2 separate regions of the Homo sapiens genome follow, and region 1 is linked to region 2. Evidence: chromatin contacts called from ENCODE Hi-C data. All regions are on one chromosome and are shown on one strand. Each heading gives the region's core, a stretch centred on a gene start or an enhancer-like site at or near the end of the contact. The rest is flanking DNA. Distances are from core to core; before and after follow the strand shown. Region 1 holds the start of TRIL (TLR4 interactor with leucine rich repeats). Region 2 holds the start of HOXA7 (homeobox A7).

The links. Hi-C counts contacts between places; a loop is a spot of excess contacts on that map. Pooled maps may share reads with other maps.
Region 1: a pooled map shows a loop between it and region 2 (8-fold over the local background). The contact joins the promoter of TRIL here to the promoter of HOXA7 in region 2. A Hi-C loop is called at or near these places in 2 of 37 single-sample maps with no recorded cell type and 6 of 50 pooled maps.

What each region holds. Positions count from the first base shown.
Region 1 is chr7:28,956,397-28,961,414 of GRCh38, reverse strand. TRIL (TLR4 interactor with leucine rich repeats) reads left to right here and starts at 3,085. Exons shown (of 1, transcript NM_014817.4): 1 at 3,085-5,018. The coding sequence starts at 3,369.
Region 2 is chr7:27,154,067-27,158,888 of GRCh38, reverse strand. It overlaps HOXA7 (homeobox A7), which reads left to right and starts at 2,214. Exons shown (of 2, transcript NM_006896.4): 1 at 2,214-2,722; 2 at 3,667-4,822. The coding sequence starts at 2,344. The coding sequence ends at 3,980. HOXA-AS3 (HOXA cluster antisense RNA 3) reads right to left here. Exons shown (of 3, transcript NR_038832.1): 3 at 2,961-4,822. RefSeq lists an enhancer at 3,786-4,370.

The sequences.
Region 1 (5,018 bases), core at 1,836-4,335, 1.8 Mb before region 2:
TCAGGAGGCTTGAGGCAGGAGAATTGCTTGAACCTGGGAGGCAGAGATTGCAGTGAGGAAAAAAACAAAACAAAACAAAAAACCCACTTTCCTTCAAACTCCTGATTTTTTTCTTCTTGTACTTTCTAAAATCAAAGTACATTTACTTTCTCCCCTCCAAAAACAGCTGCATATAGACAGGCCTGTCTTCAAAATTTGAGAAGCCCAGGATTAGAGTGTGAAAGGTCACTCACTGGCCCACGGCTGTCCTTCCCAGCTCTGGCTCCTGCATTATGAGGGGTCTTCTGGGGGCCTGCCAGTGGAAACTCCAGCCTGCATCTCCAGATTCTTTTTTGCATAGCTGCCCCCTTGGTCTTCCCTTGGCCCTAGGAGTATACACACTTGTGGCATGACTGGCCACTAGGAAAACAGATGTGAAGGCAGCCTATATATACTTAGGCAGTTACACAGGGAATTCCAGGGTCTAGAGAACTCTGAGTAGGAAGCGGGGTATGGGTGTGCACATCTCCTTTGAGGCCTGAAATCCTGCTCTTATTGGAAGGTGCACAACCAGAGGAGGACTGGAACACAGCCCTGTAAAGCACAAGGTCCACAGACAGCGCCCACATTGGCCTGGTTGAGGAGATGCATTCACAGTATCTACAAGATGCCTATGTGCGTGGTATAGCTGAATGCCTCAGTCTGGATGCTCTATCCACACATCTCACACCTATTGCTGTCACAGATTTCAAGGACCTAGAAGGCAAGAACTAGGAAGACAACATTTTTTTTGTATAGCACCTACTTTGTTTATTTAGGCAGAGATTCCTCTTGAGGTTGTAGTGCAAATATGATTACATCAGCTACCTGCTGAAATCCTTAAAGGGGAATAAAGGAATATTTATTTCAAGTCACTGTATAAGCTAGGGTGTATGATACTGTTAAAGAATAAGTTAATAAAGCTCACCCTAAATATGCAGACAGAAGATGTGGAGGTTTCTAAATCCCTCCTTGCATGTGTCCCCAGGCTTCTCCTCCTTGAGCGTCTGCTCACCTTCCTCTAGGTAATACCACTCACCCCTCAAACTCAGCACAGGTTTCCCCTCTTCTAGACGCCTTCCTCACACTCTCAGGCCAGGTGCTGCTCCTCAGGACTATCACAGCTCCACCCCTCAGCGCTCATCTCCTGGAATTATCATTGACTCACCTCCCTGCAAAGCCAAGGTCCCTGCTCACCCACGAAGTCACCACTGACTACCCTGCCAACGATCTCATCTTTCTCTAAATTCAGAACTTCCCTCTATCACTTGACTATATTAATTGCTAAATGGGGCAATTACTGTGAAACATAGAATTATTAAAAATCATTTGTCACCCTGTGTGGTGTGGCTCATACCTGTAATCCTAGCACTTTGGGAGGCCAAGGTGGGAGGATCGCTTGAGACCAGGAGTTCGATGCCAGCCTGGCAACATGGCAAAACTCCCCCTTTATAAAAAATACAAAAATTAGCTGGTCATTGTGACAAGGGCCTGTTAGTCCCAGCTATTAGGGAAGCTGAGGTGGGCAGATCACTTGAGCCCTGGAGGTCATGGCTGCATTGAACGGAGATTATGCCACTGCACTCCAGCCTGGGCAACAGAGTGAGATCCCACCTCAAAAAAAATAATTTTTGTTTTTGTGGTGTTCTCTATTACTGCCTTATATTATTATCTAACCTTTCAATGCATTCATTGCCCTTCCCACTAGATTGTCATTGTCTTCAGGTGAGGATCTGTATCTTTCCTTTAATTTTCCACATTGTTGCAGAGTACGTCCTCAAAACTTACGTTTTCTCAACACCTTGGATAGGGGAAGGGCCCTTATTTTTTAGCAAGATGGTTTATATAAAGAAACAATAATTAATAATTAACAACTCCTCCTTGTGTATTCTCATTCTCAGCAGGGGCTGATCCCAAAGGAGCCGTTGATTAAATGCTCCATTCCCTAGAGATAATAAATAATAATGCTTCCCCAACTGAGCCAGGCCTGAACATTTTTGGGCCTAAAGACTTTGAAGATCACTGCAAGTCCAGGCGTAAAGCAGGAGGGCCCTGCAAGGAACGTTTACCTTAGGATCTGTGAAGGTTATTATGTATGTGCACACGAGCAGAGCCTACCCCAGGGGCTCTATTACTGTAGGAGAGTTAATGCGACTGAATCACCAAAATGTGGCAGAGACACTTTCATGTTGGCAGAACCAGTTCTGTGATTTCTTCATGTTCTAGCCCACAGCAGGATGGAGTAAATACTCCCTTCAGACACCTAAAAGGGGGTGGTGCCTCTCCTCAGCTACTAGTCCAACGACGTCAAAACCCAAGCAGCAACTGTCAGACTGGGTTCACCTACCCCCTTCTGATGGCCTTCTGCAGGCAACCTTGTGCTCCCCCAAACTTCCTGTAGAATGCTGGCGGACTCCGTGCTGCCCAAACTTCCCGCAGGGTGGCACCTGGAAGAGCAAGTGACTTAACAACGAGGAAGGCCAGGCGCGCTCCCACTGCTCAGAAGCGGCTGGTGTACTCGTCTAAAATAAAAAGGTCTCTGTCTGCAAATCCCGTTTGCTAGCCCGGTAATCCTCCCCCGCCCCCGGCCTAGCGTGTCCGGCCCGTACAGCTGTTTTTAATCCCTACTTTTCTCACTTGGCATCCCGGGCCCGGGCTGACCAGACGCGGAGCCACTTAGTGTTTCCTCCTCCCCCTGCCGGGGTCTGTCCTCCCTCTGCCGTCTCCTCTTTCTCCGCCTGCGTCCCCGCGGGCAGAGTGTGGGAAGAACGAATTTCCGCCCCGTTTGCTCTCCGCTCGCAGACTTGGGTCCCTTCCGGACGCAGCCCGCGTGCTCCCCGAGCTATTGCACTGGAGCCGCCCTCCCCGTCCGGGACCGCGAGCGAGAAGGTGCCGTCTGCGGGGGCCGAGCAGCCGGGGCTCTGCTGCCAAGCCGCGCCCCGCGAAGCTCTTGGAACGGCTCCCGCCTGCAGCTGGGGAATCCACTCGGCTGGGAGAATCCGCGCCAGGGAATCCAGCTCTCCGGACTCAGCTGCAAACAAAAAGCGCCGGGTCTTGCTCCCTCCTCCCGCCCGCCGACGCGCACCCGGAGAAACAGTTTTATACAGAAATGCAACAAGTAGTACCCGGGGTCTGCAGAGCGCCCCGCGCCGCCTGACTTGGCCGGGCGAAGCCCGCCTGCAGAGACCCGGGCCGGCCTCCGGACAAAGGACGGAGGAGGGGCTGGACGGCGCTGCGAAGTCCGAAAGAGGCCATTTAGCGACTCTGGCCAGGCTAAGGGGAATGCAGAGGAGACACAGAGCCGGCGGGCCAAGAGGACGATCCGGCCGCTGCACGCAGGGCGGGAGGCGATGGAGGCTGCCCGCGCCTTGCGCCTCCTGCTCGTGGTGTGCGGCTGCCTCGCGCTCCCGCCGCTGGCCGAGCCCGTGTGCCCGGAGCGCTGCGACTGCCAGCATCCCCAGCATCTCCTGTGCACCAACAGGGGGCTCCGCGTAGTGCCCAAGACCAGCTCGCTGCCGAGCCCCCACGACGTGCTCACCTACAGCCTCGGCGGCAACTTCATAACCAACATCACGGCCTTCGACTTCCACCGTCTGGGGCAGCTCAGACGGCTGGACCTGCAGTACAACCAGATCCGCTCTCTGCACCCCAAGACCTTCGAGAAGCTCTCGCGGCTGGAAGAGCTGTACCTGGGGAACAACCTCTTGCAGGCGCTCGCCCCGGGCACGCTGGCCCCGCTGCGCAAGCTGCGCATCCTCTACGCCAACGGGAACGAGATCAGCCGCCTAAGCCGCGGCTCCTTCGAGGGCCTGGAGAGTCTAGTCAAGCTGCGGCTGGACGGGAACGCCCTGGGGGCGCTGCCGGACGCGGTCTTCGCTCCCTTGGGCAACCTGCTCTACCTACATCTGGAGTCCAACCGGATCCGCTTTCTGGGCAAGAACGCCTTCGCCCAGCTAGGCAAGCTGCGCTTCCTCAACCTCTCTGCCAACGAGCTACAGCCCTCCCTGCGCCACGCGGCCACCTTCGCACCGCTGCGCTCCCTCTCCTCCCTCATCCTCTCGGCCAACAACCTGCAGCACCTCGGGCCGCGCATCTTCCAGCACCTGCCACGTCTCGGCCTGCTCTCGCTCAGGGGCAACCAGCTCACGCACCTCGCGCCTGAGGCCTTTTGGGGCTTGGAGGCCCTGCGCGAGCTGCGCCTGGAGGGTAATCGGCTGAGCCAGCTGCCAACTGCGCTGCTGGAGCCTCTGCACAGCCTGGAGGCGCTGGACCTGAGCGGCAATGAGCTGTCCGCCCTGCACCCGGCCACCTTCGGCCACCTGGGCCGGCTGCGCGAGCTCAGCCTGCGCAACAACGCGCTCAGCGCCCTATCCGGGGACATCTTCGCCGCCAGCCCAGCCCTTTATCGGCTGGATCTAGACGGCAACGGCTGGACCTGCGACTGCCGGCTGCGAGGCCTGAAGCGCTGGATGGGCGACTGGCACTCGCAGGGCCGGCTCCTCACTGTCTTCGTGCAGTGTCGCCACCCCCCGGCCCTGCGAGGCAAATACCTGGATTACCTGGATGACCAGCAGCTGCAAAATGGATCCTGCGCGGATCCCTCGCCCTCAGCTTCCCTGACCGCTGACCGCAGGCGGCAGCCCCTACCCACGGCCGCAGGGGAGGAGATGACGCCACCTGCAGGTCTCGCGGAGGAGCTGCCGCCGCAGCCGCAGCTCCAGCAGCAGGGGCGATTTCTAGCTGGGGTGGCCTGGGATGGGGCCGCCAGGGAGCTGGTAGGCAACCGCAGCGCCCTAAGGCTGAGTCGGCGGGGCCCGGGCCTCCAGCAGCCCAGCCCCTCCGTCGCTGCCGCCGCGGGCCCGGCTCCACAGTCCCTAGACCTGCACAAGAAGCCCCAGCGGGGCCGTCCGACTCGGGCAGATCCCGCCCTCGCGGAGCCCACCCCAACGGCCTCTCCTGGCTCTGCGCCATCGCCCGCCGGCGACCCCTGGCAGCGCGCG
Region 2 (4,822 bases), core at 965-3,464:
GAGGTTTCGGTGTCCGCAGGACTCGGCCCAGTTGGCTGACTTGGGTCCATAAAGGCCGAAGCCTTGCGGGCAGTATCCGCATCCTCCTTGGCCGGGGCAGAGGGGCAGTGCGTCCTGCCAGAACCTCCTGGACGCGCATCGGGCAAAACCGGAGCAGGAATGAGCCGGTGGCGAGGGCACCCGGCCCTCCCTTGGCGAAGTGCGTTCCTTCCCGCGATCCCCGAAATCGCTCCCTGCTCGGGCTGTTGGACTGGGCAGGTTCTACTTTAAACACCAGCTCTGTTGGCCCCTTCAGTCGCTTGAGTCTAGACAGACGGCGGCGGCGGGGGCCTTGGTCTTTTCTCTTTGCGTCTTGCTGTGTGTCACCCCAGGAAAAATTTATTGGTCTAAAACGGTCTAATTCTGCCTCTTTGATCTCCTAGCCTTCTTGTTTGCTTCATCTTCCTTTAACTTTCTTGGGTTTTTATTTCCTTCCAGAAGGCGATGCGACTGGGATTATTTAGGTCTTTTCTTTTTGTCTTACTCCCTCTATTCTCCATCGGAGACAAGGTATCATCTGATCCGCCATAAAGGCGTCCCCGGATGTTGTCCCTCACTCCACACCCCTACCCCCAGGCTTCCGTGGCCCGGGAGGAGACAGCCCAGCGCCCACCTGCCCCACCAGCCCCCGCCTTCCTACCCAAGCCCCGGTGGTTCACTGCGCAGGAACTGGGGCTCCGTGGCGTCCCGATCTGAACCCTCCCTCCACCTTTTGTATTCCTGGGGCCCCCTGAGAGGGTGCGGTAAACGGGGACGGCCTGGACCCTCTGAAAGTGATGGGAAGTGCTCAGTACACAAGGAACTAAACTCTACAATTTACAGGAGAATTTCCGGGGCAATTCCATTGTGAGGTCGGGTTTATGGTGTGTAATCGAGCTGAGCAGTAAAAGGTGGCCGGGCTTCCAGCGCAGCCGGGCAGTTTATGAGGCGTTTAGGGGAAGGGTTCTCCCCACCATCCTCCACCGAGCGGTGGGCGGCAGGGGCTTCAGCTGGTGCAACATGGTGCAGGGGTCGGAGGCCTGGAAGGTAGGAATTGGAGGCCTGGATGGGAGGAAGTGAGACCACTGTGCGCTCAGCTCCATGTGAGCTGGTACTTGGATAGGTGAAGCCTCCACAGCTGGGTGGCCTTTAGGGGGTGGTTTCCCCTATTTGTTTTCGGTGTCTTCAAAAGAAAAGGAAGTCCACAGTGGGTTGCAGTCCCTAGACGCCAGAGCCCCCTCTCCAAATCCGCTCTAAAGCATGTATTGTTCCCAGGCACCCCGGCCTACCCCAGAAACCTTCCAGTATTGGGAGTGCCTGGAAGGGTGCAGGCCCGAGATTTTTCCAAGCTGGGGGAAACAGCCCTGGCTCCCCATGCGCCAGAGGGGAACCAGAAGTTGTGGAAAGGACAAAGGAATCTTTAGCAATTTATCGGACTGCTGGAGCCAGCCAGGTGCCCAGGAGCGAAGGCACAGAGCCTGCAGCACTACAGCGTCCGGGAGGAGGGAGGGGAACCCCACGTTAATAAATCTGTTGGCAAATGAGTCTCATTAATAGATAAATATTTCACTGCTTCCTTTAGGGCGGATAAACAGTGTGCCTCCGATTAAGGAAAGGAAGCTGGGAGACGTTGACTTTATTCGAACCACATGGCTCCAGTTTGCGGTGGCAATCTCTCTGCAGCTGCAAGAGATGCTGCGCCTTCCCCGTCTGGATCCGAGTCTAAGTCCGGCCTGTCGCCCACTGGACCTGGGTGAGAGAAGACTTGGGCAGAGTCGATCTGCTCATAGCTGAGTCCTGCCCACAAGGCCACCGCGGGGCAGGCTGTTGCGGGGGACAGAGACCCTTCCAGGGTCTGGGCAGGCGGACAGGAGAGGGATGGGGAGGATCCCAAGCTTGGTCCAGGGCTCACTAGCAGGAGTCGGCGGGGGGGCGGGGTGGGGGGTGCTGCGTGGGGCCGGGCCGCCTGGCGTCCGCAGACCCCAGTGCGGAGGTTGGCCGCCAGCTGGGCGCTCCCGCGGAGCCTCCAGGTCTTTTTCCGCGGGACGCGCCAGGCCCGCCGGGCGCGGGCGGATTCTTTGGCCGCATATTTGAGCCTCTTGCCCTTCCATTCTAGGCGGCTGCGGGCCCTGCGGAGCGAGACCACCTGTGAGGACTGCTGAGATTGGCGGAGGCGGTCATGTGGGCGGTCACGTGCTGCGGCGAGCTCCGTCCAAAAGAAAATGGGGTTTGGTGTAAATCTGGGGGTGTAATGTTATCATATATCACTCTACCTCGTAAAACCGACACTGAAAGCTGCCGGACAACAAATCACAGGTCAAAATTATGAGTTCTTCGTATTATGTGAACGCGCTTTTTAGCAAATATACGGCGGGGGCTTCTCTGTTCCAAAATGCCGAGCCGACTTCTTGCTCCTTTGCTCCCAACTCACAGAGAAGCGGCTACGGGGCGGGCGCCGGCGCCTTCGCCTCGACCGTTCCGGGCTTATACAATGTCAACAGCCCCCTTTATCAGAGCCCCTTTGCGTCCGGCTACGGCCTGGGCGCCGACGCCTACGGCAACCTGCCCTGCGCCTCCTACGACCAAAACATCCCCGGGCTCTGCAGTGACCTCGCCAAAGGCGCCTGCGACAAGACGGACGAGGGCGCGCTGCATGGCGCGGCTGAGGCCAATTTCCGCATCTACCCCTGGATGCGGTCTTCAGGTAGGCGCAGTCGCTAGGCGGGCCAGGCTGGCGGAGCGGGACCGGGAGCGGGGAGCGCAGCGCTGGGGAGCGCGGAGCGCGGGGCGCGGGGCCGGAAGAGCGGAGCCAGGCTGTTGCGAGCCGGTAGCCCCGTGACTCCCGGCGCAGCCTTTCTGGTTTTAATTGGAGCGGAGGCGCCATTGCGTGGAGCCCATAGCATTGTATGTAAATGAGGCTCATAAAACTTTTTATGGCCCAATTAATGGGTTCGATCCTCGTAAATTTATTTAACTCCATTTGTCTTGGAATTTTAACATTAAGTTTGTTCGCTATTCTGTCTCTCTTTCTCCCTCCTCTGTCACCCTCCCTCCCTTTCTTCTTCTCTCTCTCCTCATTTTCCTTGCTGCCTGACATTTCTTTCTCAAAAGCTAGGAGAGCCAAGCCCTCCAGGGCCTCTCACCCGACCCTGTGCCAGGGTCCATTTCAAGATGGGGGCGAGGGAATGAGGACAGAGGGTCGGGGTGCCCTAGGAAGGTCCTGGGGATGAGGGCTCAGGCTGCTGGGAAGAGTCGCCCACTTGCCTAGCAAGGCAGGGGAATGGCCGGGCTCATCTTTGAATGGCAAAAGTGCAGCGTTTCCCACTTGCTCACACTCTATATTTACAGTTTTCCTTTGTCAGAGGAAGCAGGACATTGTGGAAGCTTAGCCGGCTGGAAAGGTCGGTTGTAAAGTTGAGATTCTGTGCCTTTGCTCATTACAGAGCTGCCTGCGCGTCTGGCACTGCAGTTGGGGTCTTTCCCTAACACTCCCCCTCCTCCCCTAGCTCAGTTCGGGGCCTGGGGCAGAGGGGGATGCTCGCTGGGGACTAGGCCAGGAGGAAGGTGCGGGCTCTGGGACAGCAGCCTAACGAGTGCCCTGTCTACTTGTCTGTCCTTGTGTTCATGTGTCTGCATGTCTGTTCTCAGGACCTGACAGGAAGCGGGGCCGCCAGACCTACACGCGCTACCAGACGCTGGAGCTGGAGAAGGAGTTCCACTTCAACCGCTACCTGACGCGGCGCCGCCGCATTGAAATCGCCCACGCGCTCTGCCTCACCGAGCGCCAGATTAAGATCTGGTTCCAGAACCGCCGCATGAAGTGGAAGAAAGAGCATAAGGACGAAGGTCCGACTGCCGCCGCAGCTCCCGAGGGCGCCGTGCCCTCTGCCGCCGCCACTGCTGCCGCGGACAAGGCCGACGAGGAGGACGATGATGAAGAAGAGGAAGACGAGGAGGAATGAGGGGCCGATCCGGGGCCCTCTCTGCACCGGACAGTCGGAAAAGCGTCTTTAAGAGACTCACTGGTTTTACTTACAAAAATGGGAAAAATAAAAGAAAATGTAAAAAACAAAAACAAAAACAAAAAAGCAACCCAGTCCCCAACCTGCACTCTACCCACCCCCATCACCTACTCCAGCTCCCAACTTTTGTGGACTGAGCGGCCGCAGAGACTGGGTCGCCTTGGATTCCCTCTGCCTCCGAGGACCCCAAAAGACACCCCCAACCCCAGGCCAGCCGGCCCTGCTCTGGCGCGTCCAAAATACTACCTAGCACAGGCCTCTGCTCGAGGCACCCCCAAACTACCTATGTATCCAGCCCCAGAGGGCCTCCATTCCCAGGAAGTCCCTATGTATCCCAACACTGGCAGACACCCAGCACCACCCTCCCAGACCCGCAAGAAAGTGAATCTCACTACTACCTACTCCCCTAAAACTACCTATTTTGTGCTGGCTGGCTTGCCTGCTACCTAGTGCCGACTGCTCCCAGGCAAGTCCCCTGCTGCTTACAGCCCGCAGCTTTTGGGGTCCCTGAGGCTGCCCTGAGAATGTGCTGAGGTCCAGGATCAGGGTATTGGCATCTATTTAAATCGAAAAATAATATATTTATTCCAAAAAGCATCCTAAGTGCTTGCACCCTAGAATCAATCCCTCCTTCTCTGGCTTGGCACCCACAGCTCAGGCCCATCAACCCCCACTTCTGGAGGGGAATGTTCCTGAGCTGGCTGCAGATCTGTGGGTTAGCTTCTGCTTAGCAGGACTGTGGAGATGCTTCCAGCTTCGCTGTCCTTTCCTCTGGCTCCTGT